Regions from separate parts of the Homo sapiens genome. Here region 2 is linked to region 1. The links are chromatin contacts, found by Hi-C or POLR2A ChIA-PET in ENCODE. All regions are on one chromosome and are shown on one strand. Each heading gives the region's core, a stretch centred on a gene start or an enhancer-like site at or near the end of the contact. The rest is flanking DNA. Distances are from core to core; before and after follow the strand shown.

Evidence for each region. A loop is a pair of places that touch in the nucleus more often than their neighbours do. ChIA-PET counts read pairs that join two places held with the same protein, here RNA polymerase II (POLR2A). Pooled maps may share reads with other maps.
Region 2: a loop to region 1 is called in a pooled map, with 5 times the contacts of the local background. The contact joins two enhancer-like sites. A Hi-C loop is called at or near these places in 3 of 168 maps with a recorded cell type or tissue (Calu3, MCF 10A and PC-9) and 3 of 50 pooled maps. POLR2A ChIA-PET finds 5 or more read pairs at or near these places in 4 of 52 experiments (BJ, IMR-90, MCF 10A and 1 more).

The regions. Positions count from the first base shown.
Region 1 is chr2:150,462,219-150,468,680 of GRCh38, reverse strand. It overlaps RND3 (Rho family GTPase 3), which reads left to right. Exons shown (of 6, transcript NM_005168.5): 6 at 1-486. Among named protein-coding and RNA genes, the nearest start is that of RND3, 22 kb to the left of the region's middle. Within about 2 kb of position 1,785, at least 3 of the 41 ENCODE cell types and tissues checked have a DNase peak (open chromatin) inside an H3K27ac peak, as active enhancers do; they include PC-9, where a contact is called at or near this core.
Region 2 is chr2:149,984,271-149,991,077 of GRCh38, reverse strand. No RefSeq gene overlaps it. Among named protein-coding and RNA genes, the nearest start is that of LINC01931, 130 kb to the right of the region's middle. Within about 2 kb of position 1,462, at least 7 of the 41 ENCODE cell types and tissues checked have a DNase peak (open chromatin) inside an H3K27ac peak, as active enhancers do; they include PC-9, where a contact is called at or near this core.

The DNA of each region.
Region 1 (6,462 bases), core at 536-3,035:
TTCTTTCAGAGAAGAAACCAGATCTGACCTGTTTATTGTTGGCGCTTGTTGAAAACGAGCTTTCTTTCCCATGATAGTGCTTCGTTTTTGAAGTGTTGAAGCTGTGCTCCCCTTAAATCGTGGCAGGAGAGATTAAGGTAATTACAACACTCAGTTCTATGTCTTACAAGCACTTTGTCTTGTCTCTGCAAGAAAATTCGATTCCAGTCATTTCCCATAAAATACAGACATTTTACCAACATAATATGCTTTGATTGATGCAGCATTATGCTTTGGGCAGTATTACAAAATAGCTGGCGAGTGCTTTCTGTATTTAAATATTGTAAAAAGAAAATAAGTTATAACTGTTATAAAGCAGAACTTTTGTTGCATTTTTTAAACTGTTGAAGTCACTGTGTATGTTTGTTTGGTCAATGTTTCCGCAGTATTTATTAAAACATACTTTTTTTTTCTTCAAATAAAAAAGTAACCATGTCTTTGTCTAAATGTGATCTGTCTTTTATTATCTACTTCCTGATTTAGCTGTTTAGCTTTGTTCTTTAACATAGGTGATTACAGAATCTGGCCTAACGTTTTCTGAACTAGAAGGCTTTGGAATTTTTTGATTCTTCATAGTAGTAACAGATAAACCTGCATATATAAAAGTTTTCATGATGCTTTCAAATCACAAGAAAAAAATGGGGCATAATTAGATTAAGTGATTTGATCATATACAAAAAAGAGCTATGATACTGCCTAAGATTAACTTGTAGAAAAGATGGAAATCCTTCAAGTCTTTAAGAATGAAGCAATATGATGCAGTCTCAAGTCACAGGTTTAATACTAATATAAGCCTAGTTTGCCTCTCTGCCCTGTGGGGTCCTAAGCCTTGGTCCTTAACCCATGCCACCTCGCAAGGCATGCCCTTGTTCACAGCAGTTGTGGGGATGACCCAGAACACAGCTTTTGCAGCAATTCGTGGAAGGATAAATAACACAGCACAACATAATACAAGTTACCCCACTGATCTGGGAGATGTACAGTAAGCATGGAACAGCTTAAAAGAGAGGACTATCTCCCCATAAATCCAGTTGATTCTCAGTCTTCAGCTAAAATACTTACATATAAGTTTTACATAAGTGTCCAAAGATACTCTGTGGGATTTTAAAACAGTGCTTCTTTTTACACAGCTAAGTCACTTCATATAAAAAAATGCATCCTTGTGGCTTCTTTTTTTCTGAGTGGCTTTGGGAATCTTGGAGGTATAGTTATTTGCTTGGAAATAATTCTCAGAAGCCCAAAGCAAAGGGGGAAGCAGAGAATCCAGCATGAGTGAACAAATTAAAGCACACTGACATTATGAAATGGCCTTATAAACAATTTTAAGCACAGAGATTTACTGAAAATGTCTGTAACTCATTCTCGTCATCAAATAGTAAAGGAAATAAAAGTACTTTCCAAATCCTTCGTGTTGAGTAACTTCGGAGCATAATGTCTAAGTCAGGCTTGCAAGAAACTCATTTCTCAACAATCACTGGCACAGAAAAATAAAAAAATAAATAAAAAGCTGAGGTTTTGCTGACCTTGGCAGTATTTTATATGCTGTACAGTAATGTTCCTCTCTGGTCAATTGTTCTTTCCTAGCAGCTTTAATTTGTTGAAGCAAAAGAAAAACGTTTGTCTTCAGCCTTGGGCATGGATGCCTTCGTTTTCTCTGACTTCTTGCCTTAGCAAACATTTCTTCTAAGCATTCTGTGAACATTCCTTTCTATTGATTAATGATCATGGTTAATGCCTTTTTAAATACTAAAAGGTGGTTTTCAAACTCTGAGTAAGACTTACACTGTGTCTCTCTCATTTTAATCTTTTACAGGAATAGTTTCTTAGAAGATTCTAGTCTTGCAGGGAGTCTGTCTTGAGTACAAACTTAGAAATAACTCAGGGAGTTATTTTTATTAGAAAGAATTTTTTTAAATGACCTCATCTTCTAACTCTCCTGAAACTCTTAAAGCTGCTTATCCTTTTTCTACTGGGTTATTTTGACACCAGCATTCTGTTTTAACCTCAAAGTTTTTATTTTTATCATTTTTCTATTCACCAAATATTTATTGAGTGCCTACTACATGCCTGTCACTTTTCTGAGTTTGGCTCATAATCATGAATTAAATACAGTCTCTCACATGGGGAATTTATAATGTAGTAGTGGGAGACAGTCACTACCAAACTATAGTACACCAGAACTGGTTGTCATTTCCATTGACATAAACTGAATCAAAGAAAGTGAGTAGGCACTAAATATTCCAATACATAGCCAGGCACATTAATGCAATAGCCGCATATGTTACACCACATACGGAAGATGATCAATTGCTAGTGAGAGGACGCTCCCTTCGTTCTTTATGTCTCCCAGAGGCAGTTGGTAACTTATTTACAACTTTAGGTTCCTCTCAGCTCTGGGAACATAGTTCTTGCCTCTTACCACTTGTTCATATACTTGGCTACATAAATTCCCTTTCTGTTTTCTCCTTTCCTGAACATAATCTCCATGAATATGACTCTTTCTACAAAACTACAGCATATAAATAAATAGACTCAAGCAACATAAAGTATTGTGGTGGGCTGCATAATGACTCCCCAAGCATGTCCACCTCCTAATCCCAGAAACTGTGAATGTTTCCTTGTATAGCAAAAAGGACTTTGCAGTTGTGATCAAATTAAAGATCTTGTGATGGAAAGATTATTCTGGATTATCCAGAGAGGGCCCATGTAGTCACAGACCTTTATAACAATTATGTAGGAGGAATCAGAGTCAGACAGTGGCAATGTGATGACAGAGATGACAGAGGGTCAGGCAGAAGGATGGAGAGAGATTTGAAGATGCTATGCTGCTGGATTTTTTTTTTTTTGGCAGAGTCTCACTCTCTGTCACTCAGGCTGGAGTGCAGTAATATGATCATAGCTCACTGCAGCCTTGAACTCCTGAGCTCAAGTGACCCTCCTGCCTCAGCCTTCTGAACAGCTGAGACTACAGGTCTATGTTACCATACCTGGCTAATTTTTAATTTTTTTTTTTTTTTTTTTTGGTGGAGATGGAGTCTTGCTATGTTATCCAGGCTAGTCTCAAACTCCTGGTCTCCACCTCTCAAAGTGCTGGGATTACAGGTATGAGCCACCATGCCTGGCTTATGCTGCTGTCTTTGAAGACAGAAAAAGGGGGCCATGAGCCAAAGGATACAGTTGGCCTCTGGAAGCTGGAACGGTCAAGGAAAGGAATTCTCCCCCAGGGCCTCCAGAAGAGTTGCAGCCCTGTGGACCTACTTTAGATTTCTGACCTCAAGAACTGTAAGATTATTAATTTATATTGTTTTAATCCACTACATTTGTGATAATTTGTTACAGGAACAATAGGAAACTAATACAGGTACACTAACAAAACTATTTTCTTCCTTCACCCCTTGCTTTTGGCTTCTTTAGATGATGAGGCAATGGTTTTTACTCATGGAGCTGCTACCACAGACCCTGGGCACTCCCTTCACACATGGCCTCCCTGCCGCACCTGAGTAGATCAGAAATCACTCTCTTTTCACTTAGTGCCCTCAAAGCTCCTGGACAATCACCTCATCCTGTTGGCCTTTTATGAGAACATTCATAGTAAATATTCCCTCTAATATCTGCCTCCTGAGCACCTTTGAGATAGATGATAATTATGGTCCTGGTCCTGCAAGGCATAGAATATTGGAGGGAAAAAGAGTCAGTGTTCTGGGATAAAATAAATCTGTGAAAGTTTTCATCCAATATTTACTATGGGCATGACTGTGATAATTACTGTGTGGAATTTGGAGAAGTCAAAGACCTAGCTCCAGATTCAGCTAAGGTAGATGACGTTTACCCTGGCCTTGCATAAATGTTTCAAGTATATTGAGGTGGTGACTGATCATGGGGAGAATGGACAATCAGAGGAAAAAATATATATTGTGGGCTAAAGCAGTTTTAGATGTTTTCTTAGAAGTGTAGACATTTTATAGAAAAAAGAGATATCAAAATTAACTATTCAGGAGTTTCTTAACCTCTTGTTTTTAAAAGTTGGTTTCCTTTAAAAAACTTAATGACAGCTATAAACCCTTTGTTCCTTAAAAATGCAAAAATACATATGACTCAGATAGCCATAACATTTTACACACAATTTCAGGAAGTTCACAGACTTCCCTTGATATTCATTCATGAACCTATAGTACCCAGATCAAATATTTCTGTGTCAAACTTCTCTATTTTACAAAGAAGAATATGGAAGTTTAGTTACATTCAGGGACTTGCCCAGGGTGGCTAAGCTAATGGCAGAGACTAAAAACAGGCCTTCAGATTCTCAATCTCTGTTCTCCCTGACCCTGGCCAACGAGGAGGCTATTGCTTGCAGAGGCCCAATCAAATGTGTATTTGCCATTTGATGGGATTAGAATGTGTGGTTTCCTCCAAATCCAGATATGGTACTGCTGGCAAGTGCAGTGGAGTTTTTCTGAGAGTAGAAAATAATACAATGGAAATAGTTGTTTGGGTGATGCCTTTTGCTTTTGCAGACCCAGTCATTTACTTAGTCAACAAATACTCTCTGAGTATTTTCTATGTCTCAGATGCTGTGTTCTGTGCTGGGCATACAGAGAGATGAATTAGACCCTGTCCTTGTTCTATAGATGCCTGTCTAGGGTGAGAAAGACAAATACAAATAAAATCACAATTCAGAGTGATAAGAAATGTTGGGGGAGTATAAATAGACAGTCCTCTCCTCCGTCATTATTGTTGTTGCTCTTCTCTGCTCATGTCCTAAATATCAAAGACTGATTCTTAGAAGGATTAAAGAACAAATAAGATGAGATCAGATTGCACTTAGTTGATTTTTTTCCCTCTGTAATTCTATGGAGGATAATTAATAGTCCAATTCTGCTGATGAAAAAAATGTGTTTCTTTATCCTCCAAATGCAAGCTCGCATTCTGCCTGGGATTCAAAGGGAGAAGGTTCAGGTGTTCTCCTAATGCCATGTGCAGAAGCAGGCGGGTATTACTTTTCACAATCAGTAATAAAAGGAGTAACATGTTTTCTCAATAAAGACATCAAGCCTATAGTGTGAGCGTGTATTGGTGAGGAAGGAAGGAGATACACACACACACACACACATATGTATGTATCTATATGATAGGACCAATTAACCTCAAGAGCATAATAGCAGTAACACCTGCTATTCTAAGGAACAGAATCCTAAGGAACAGAGCTGTCCAAAGGAACAGAATTCAGAAATTCAAATCAAAATAATCAATTCAGTAATGAGGGACAATGTGAATGACATCTTTCTTCATGTTTCATACCCAGCCATTTTTCTATGGAAGGCTTTCCTAGTGCTCACCCCAGGATCTGTTAAACCCACTTCAGGCAGTAGCTAGTCATCCTTTTTGCAGCTTTAGATAGAAGTTGGTGGGAAATCCCTTTAATGCTGACTTAATTATAGATAAATGGGTACCTGGAAAAAAAGGAATAGGTTGCTTAGACTCTTAAAGAGACATTTAGATTTGTTGAAGTCAGTCTTCCAGCTGCATAGGTCTGGATGTCGTTGACAAACAAAGTCCTAAAATGAAGCTGTCAGCCAAGAGAAATCAAAATCTGTCAGTTGTTCCTTTCATATCATGGCCACTTCTGTCATTCTCTGAGGCCCTTCCAAAGTGGGAAGAAAATAGCTTTCTGGCTAGAATGTTGCAACACCTTCCTTGCCATCTCTTGACATCACTCGAGAGAAAAATTGGGTTGCATTTCCAGTTCCCTAATGAGACAAAACAGATTGAGGAAAGGCAGAGGAATTATGTCAGTTTGGGAAAGACACAGGCAGAACAGTAAATGATAAGTTTTTTTGTTGTTGTTTTGTTTTTGTTTGCTTGTTTGTTTGTTTTGATGGAGTCTCACTCTATTGCCAAGCTGGAGTGCAGTGGCGCAATCTCAGCTCACTGCAACCTCCGCCTCCCGGGTTCAAGTGATCCTCCTGCCTCAGCCTCCCAAATAGCTGGGACTACAGGTGCCCGCCACCATGCCCAGCTAATTTTTTGTATTTTTAGTAGAGATGGGGTTTCACTATGTTGGCTAGGATGGTCTTGATCTCTTGACGTTGTTATCTGCCTGCCTGGGCCTCCCAAAGTATTGGGATTACAGGTGTGAGCCATTACACCTGGCCATAAGTCGTAAGTTTTTAAACAGTAGACCCTAGATGGTTCTAGTTTTTGTATGTGTTATTCCCTTAAGTGCTGCCCACAATTAGATACTGATAAAATCTTTTTGATGATAATTTAAATATGGTTTTGTTTAAATTAATCAAAAAACCTAGAATCATCAATGGGGCTTATATTAGTCAGTGTTCTCTTAGAGGGACAGAACTAATAGGATATATATGTGTGTGTGTGTGTGTGTGTGTATACATATATATAAAATATATATATGGGAGTTTA
Region 2 (6,807 bases), core at 213-2,712, 480 kb after region 1:
GATATTAGATATGAATTAGATAACTGATTAGGTATTAGATATGAATGAGAGGTGGTTGCCCCACTCTAAAACAGAGGTTTGCAAACTACAACCTATGGCTCAAATTGAGTCTGTGGCTTGTTTTTGATAATAAAGTTTTGTTTGAACACAGCCACTCATTTGTTTACATATTATCTGTGGCTAATTTCATACATTGGCACAGTTGAGTAGCTAGTTGCAAAGGACAGAGACTATGTGTCTTGTAAAGCGTCTAACATATTTACTATGTGTCCCTTTACAGAAGAAGTTTGAAGACCCCTATTCTAAAATAATCCCATATGGAGACTGCCGAAAAACCAAAGGCTGAAGTTTTAAGAACTCTGACTTCTGAACAACATTTGATTGTGTTTGCTGTATTTAGAATAGTGTTGTCAAAGTTGAGTTTCCTAGAATGCTTGCTAGTTCTGCAGAATGTCACTAGATCTAACAGAAGAAAAGGGGAATTACAGTCAAATTTGGCAAATTCTGGAATAAGCCAAGTGAAACAGATTTAGTCTTTGTAGCCCTTTTCAGGTCACCAATATATATGACAACTCTACAAAAGAGGATTAGATACAGAATTTCATAAGTCACTTAGTCTTAGAAAACTTTCCTTTTTATGAGACCTTATAGAGTTAATGTTTAAGGAACATACTGTGGGAAAGATGATTTGTTTAGAGCACCAAAATCTGATCATACATTAGATTACCAAATGTGTGTGTCTTCAAGAATGCTTAACTTCAACAATAAGCTGGTTAACAGGAGAAAGGTGATTATCACAGATTTATTTTTACATAAAATTTGAAACTTTCAGTAGCAGTTAGCTCCTCACTGAGAGTGCATTAGGGACAATGTTATAGTGACGTCGCTATGAAGACAGAGCAGACTCGAACTCCATACACGAGACTTCACCTCAATGCAGAGAAATTCTCAGGCCCTTTCTTCACCCCTTACATTTTAAAAAAGCAGAAAGTTAGTGTTCAAATCACAGCCCCCAGTGAATGTTGCTTACTTCTGACCTGAGCACTTAGTATATGAAGGTTATGTGGGTGTCCAAAGGTCTAGGAAAGCCTTATGTGTCCTCTGGGGAAAGTTGCAACGAACAATAGAAAAGTTCCTGAATATCGGGAAATGTTTTCCCAAGATCAAGAGATTTATTGGTATGTGGGAAAGATTCCAAAGCAGCTCTGTTGGCTGAAACATTTCAATTTTGACTGCTAGCTGCCAGTGCCAGTTTTGTTAAAGGGCAATTTCAGTGCATTGGCACACAATGACCTAGGCTGCCTGAGTAACTTAGAACCAGTTAAATTGTGATGATGTTTCCAAAGGCAGAGTTTATTTTGCCAGCACACATATTTTTGAAATTCCTATTGACATTGTCACCTATTTGCCTAACTAAGAAGGTTATTGATAATGAGCCAGGTATGTGTTTGCTCAACCCAAGCAGGACTTAGAAACCAAAACAATTATTCCCCAGTTCAAAGAATCAAAGATTTGTCAGCTCTAGTGAATGACTTCCACCTTAAAGAATACTAGGAATGTGCCTGCTTGCCTATAGAATGACTGCTTTTACACTGGCTGATGTTTTTGCAGCCATATAGAACAGTAACCTTTGCTTAGTATGGGGGAAGGAGCTGAAAGGGATCAGGGTATGCCACCCCAAAATATGTCACTTTGGCATAAGAATTATTTTTGTGATATTTGTTGATTAGTGAATTTATTTAGTAAATATTTACTGAGGGCAGATGTCAGACCAACCATATGTCAGACAATGTGCTTGGTGCTAAGGATAAAACATTCAAAATAACAAACAAACATCCCTGTCCTCAAAGAGGCTTTAATTATGTTGGGAGAAATAGATGTTTTAAAATAAACATATTGTATATAATGAGCCAGGAATGAGGGACTGGGAATGCCAGAGGGATACAATGTCAAATAATGCCCTGGGAGAAGCTACCATTTGAGCAAAGATCTGCAGGAGGCAAGAAAAAGAGCACTGAGACTGTCTAGGGGAAGAATGATTCAGGCAATGGGACCAGCAAGGACAAAGGGCCTGAAGTGAGAGCATGATCAACATATTTGATCCTGAATGAGGAGGCTGGCATTAGTGGAGATGAGCAGGTAGACAAGTGGAGGTAAAGAGATGAGTGAGGTAATCAGTTTCCCTTCAATGCTGCTGTCCGTCTGTCCTCATGGCTCCATTTTCTTTGGCCACCTCTCTTGTCAGTACAGGTGAGCAACCTTCCACTCTTCTAAGTTACCTCGCCTATATGCTGGCAGTAGAGTTCATGTTTCACCTTCTCACGTGTATCTATGCTTTCTTTTCTAACCATGTTGAATTTTTAAAATAAATTGAATGATCATAGTAACAAGACAAAAATATAGTAAAATACTCAAGAGAGGACACATTGGAGCAAATAGACCTGGGTGCAGTTTCTGGATTCACGACTTCCTAGATAGGTCATCCGGGATGAATTATCCAAGTTTGCTGAGCTCATTTCCTCATTGAATGTCTAAATCAGGCAACATACATAGTGCTTATCACAGGCGTTGGCACATGGAAAGTGCTCAATAAATTTAGATTTCCTTAAAGAGTCAGGCAGACTAAAGTTCCAGAATCATCTCCCAACCCACACCACAACCACAACTTTACCAACATCACTCCAATTGCTGATAATGCATACTGGTTCTACTTTGTGGTACTCTGCATAGGATGTGTGTTTATAAAGAGACAATTTGCATTGCTCATGGTAGCACAGAAGTGCCTTGACTAATGGAAACCCTTCATTATTCCAAAAGCAACTTATAGCCATATTTCTCTGATTTTATCATTCCTTCCCTACTCAGAACTCAATCAAAATCTTTGAAATCTTTGAAATTTATGATGGTAATTATTTACAAGTATTTATTATTTAAAGAATTTTGAGACTGATTTTCCTGACAGATGTTCAAATGGTGTGAGTACTGCTGCAGATAGAGAGCTTGCTGTACTGGAAGCTGCATGCAAGTTCTACACAGAATCATTTGTAAGCATTTGCACCAGGGCTGGTGGACATAGCCTCCATATAAAATGGACCAAGAGATAAATTAGACAAGTAGTGTTCGATGCAGACATTCTCCAGCAGTTGACTAAATCCTGCTATGCAGTCCTGCTTCATGGGTTAACCCATGCCTGGCTTCTCCTTTAGTCTTCTACCTCCAGTGTCGTTTCTAAGTAATTTGTTCACCTCTCAGTTTAGTTTTATAGATGATTAAGGTTCTAGTGTTGGTCGGGGGAAGCTACTCAGAAGAGATTGATATATTTAAAATCTGCCAGGATTATGATGATTGAGGTCATTTAATACAATGAAAATTTTGATCTGGTTTTAGCTTTGAACTTGAGAATGTCAGATACCAAAACTATAAGCTGCTTAGGAACAGGCTAGATGAGAAAACATGCTACTTATTTCTCAGATGCTTTCTGTGAATATTAAATCTCAGACCTTGACATTGTGTGCAGCCTTCATGTTGGAAATTATAATTAGAAAATATCACATTAAGGGGACTTTGCTGAGTTATTTATACATTTGTGTCCTTTGGAATTATTGGCTCTGGCCTTCTCTGTGGAGGTAGCTGGGCTTAGCCTTTTCTCTGCGCAGGGGCTCTGGGCATGGGGGGTGCATACCCAGGACACTCGGGTCTGTAAGCTGAAGTATCCTCGCCCTCATGCCCTGGTATTCTCCTCACAATGGATTGCTTCCCATTTCCTTCGAGAGAGCACTGGGTATCAAGTCAGGCTTGTTCTCTTAACACTTGTACTGCCTTAAAAATCTTCTTCTAAAATGCATTTTATGCTTAGGCATTTACACAGAAGTACATTGCACCCTCTGACTCATAATTAGAATTCTTCCTAAAGACCCTGAGATTTCTGTGACTATATTCGTTTGCTCCACTGCTGCAGCAAAATATCATGGATGGGGTAGCTTAAACAACAGAAGCTTATGTTCTCACACTTTTGGAGCCTAGAAGTCCAAGCCCATTCTGAGGCCTCCCTCCTTGGCTTGCAGATGGCCGCCTTCTTGCTGTGTCCTCACACTGTCTTTTTTAGTGCATGTGTTTCTGGTGTCTCTTTTTCTTTTCCTAATCTCCTTTTCTTATAAGACACAAGTCAGATTGCTTGGGGGCCCACTTTAAGAGCCTCTTTTTAACTTAATTATCTCTTTAAATGTCCTGTTTCCAAATATAGTTTGTTAAGTACATTCTAAGTACTTCACACTAAGGACTTTGAGGGGATACAATTCATTCCATAACAGTGACATTTTCATGTCATCAGCTTTATTAGTTGCTACCTGCAACTTGAAAAGGTACATTTTTTTTAAATGAGTGGCAAAAAAAGGAAAAAAGGAAGAAAAATTGATAGCTTGTTGCACATTTATGATTGTAATTATTTACAAATATTTATTATTTTAAAAATTCTAAGATTGATTTTCCCAACAAATGTTCACATTTTATGAGTACTGTCGCACATATAAAGCTTGCTGTATTGGAAGCCGCATGCAGGTTCTACATAGAATCATTTGAATTCTCCTACGAGTCTCAACCACTTCCAGAACTCGGGAAGAAATTCTGGTTGCAACTGGCAGGATTTTGAGATGTCTGCTCCAATTTATTGTTTACTATTAACTGAAATGATGTTTTTTGTTTGGTTGGTTTGTTCTTAAAAGTACGTTAACTTCCAGACCTAACCTTTCATCTTTGGTTGGTTTCTCTTCATAATTGGCCTGGACAAAAGAGTAAGCACAGGAAATCAAGAATTAAATCTGTTAAACTCAGAAAAATCAGTGAATCCTTGTACACTTAAGCATCATCGAAAATACACGAAGAAACCTGTTTGCCAACTAGATGACTGATTGAAATGGTCTTGTTTGCTTAATTGATTACTTTTCTTGTTTGTTTCCAGAAAGAGGTTTCCCAAGTCTATTTTTCTATAAAATACTTTACACTGAATTCTTTTGCACAGGTATTTCATCAGGCTTGCCTAACCTTGTCTACATATTCAGTCATCCATCTACAAATCTTCAAATTATTCTTTCTGAATTCTAAAAATAATGGATTTGATTTGGAGTATTGCCACAGATATTGGAGGGAGCTTCTGAAAAAAGATGGAAGGGGCTGGGCGCGGTGGCTCACGCCTGTAATCCCAGCACTTTGGGAGGCCAAGGCAGGCGGATCACCATGTCAGGAGATCAAGACCATCCTGGCTAACACGGTGAAACCCCGTCTCTACTAAAAATACAAAAAAATTAGCCGGGCCTGGTGGTGGGCACTTGTAGTCCCAGCTACTCAGGAGGCTGAGACAGGAGAATGGCATGAACCTGGGAGGGGGAGCTTGCAGTGAGCTGAGATTGCGCCACAGCACTCCAAGCCTGGGTGACAAGGCGAGACTCCGTCTCAAAAGAAAAAAAAAAAAAGGAAGAGTGTCAGAAGTTAGGAATAAACTACAAGTTGTAAGAATATTGTGCACATATCATTTTAACGTTTATTCTTAATTTTAACATAAATTTTATTAGAATTTGAATTTGGAGTGAAATTCAGCTTAATTTTTTAAATGTAAGAAGTGAATTACTTTGAAATAATCTCAGTCCATATTTTTCAGATTCTAGGGAGATACTGTTTTTTAAAAGTTACAGCCAATGTAAGGCATTTGAATTTTTATTAAAAAGATAATATATTTTTGTTAAATTGAAGCACTACAGGATGGTACGAAGTAAAAAGTAATTATTCTCCTGTTCTTGCCTCTTTTTTCACCACAACTCCAACTTAAATGCTCTCAATTTCTCCAGAGGAAAACACTGGTAATGGTTTGCTGTCTACCCCTGCAGATAAGTCCTATGTATTTACATAGATATCTTTTTATGCAAATGTAAACATACTCTGCATATAATTCTATGAATTGATCTTTTATCATCTCATCATGTATTTTCAATATATATTCATGTCATTATTTGCAGATATACCTTATTATTGTAAACACTATGTAATATTTATTAAATACGTATGTTATTATCAATTTAACTAGCTTCTTAGTGATGGGCATTATTAGTTTATATTTTTTTACTCACAAATAATACTCCAGTTAGGACAGTTTTATATGTGTGTAGACATTATATAGTCATATATGTGTGTATATATATATATATATAGAGAGAGAGAGAGAGAGAGAGAGAGTCATGCATCGCTTAACATCAAAGATGTGTTCTGAGAAATGTGTCATTAGAAGATTTTGTCATTGTGTGAACATCACAGAGTGTACTTACACAAACCTACATTATATAGCCTACTACACACCAAAGCTATATGGCATAGCCTAGTGCTACTAGATTACAAACCTGTATAGCATGTTACTCTACTAAAAACTATAGGCAATGATAACATAATGGTAACTATTTGTGTACCTAAACATATAGTATAAATAGTATGAATATAGTATTAAAAGATAAAAAAATGGTATGTCTGTACAGAATACTTACCATGAAGGGAACTTGCAGGGCTGGAAGTTGCTCTGGGTGAGTCAGTGGATAAATGGTGAGTGAATATGAAGCCCTAGGACATTGCTGTACACTGTAATATTAGGCTACAGTAAATTTATAAAAAATTCTCTCTTCAAAAATAAATTAACCTTAGCTTACTGTAACATTTTTACTGTATAAAATTTTAAAGTTTTTTTCAAGGTTTTTGAAGTTTTTATAAGAACATTTCAGTTAAAACACAATCACATTGTACATCTTACAAAAAGGATTTTCTTTCTTT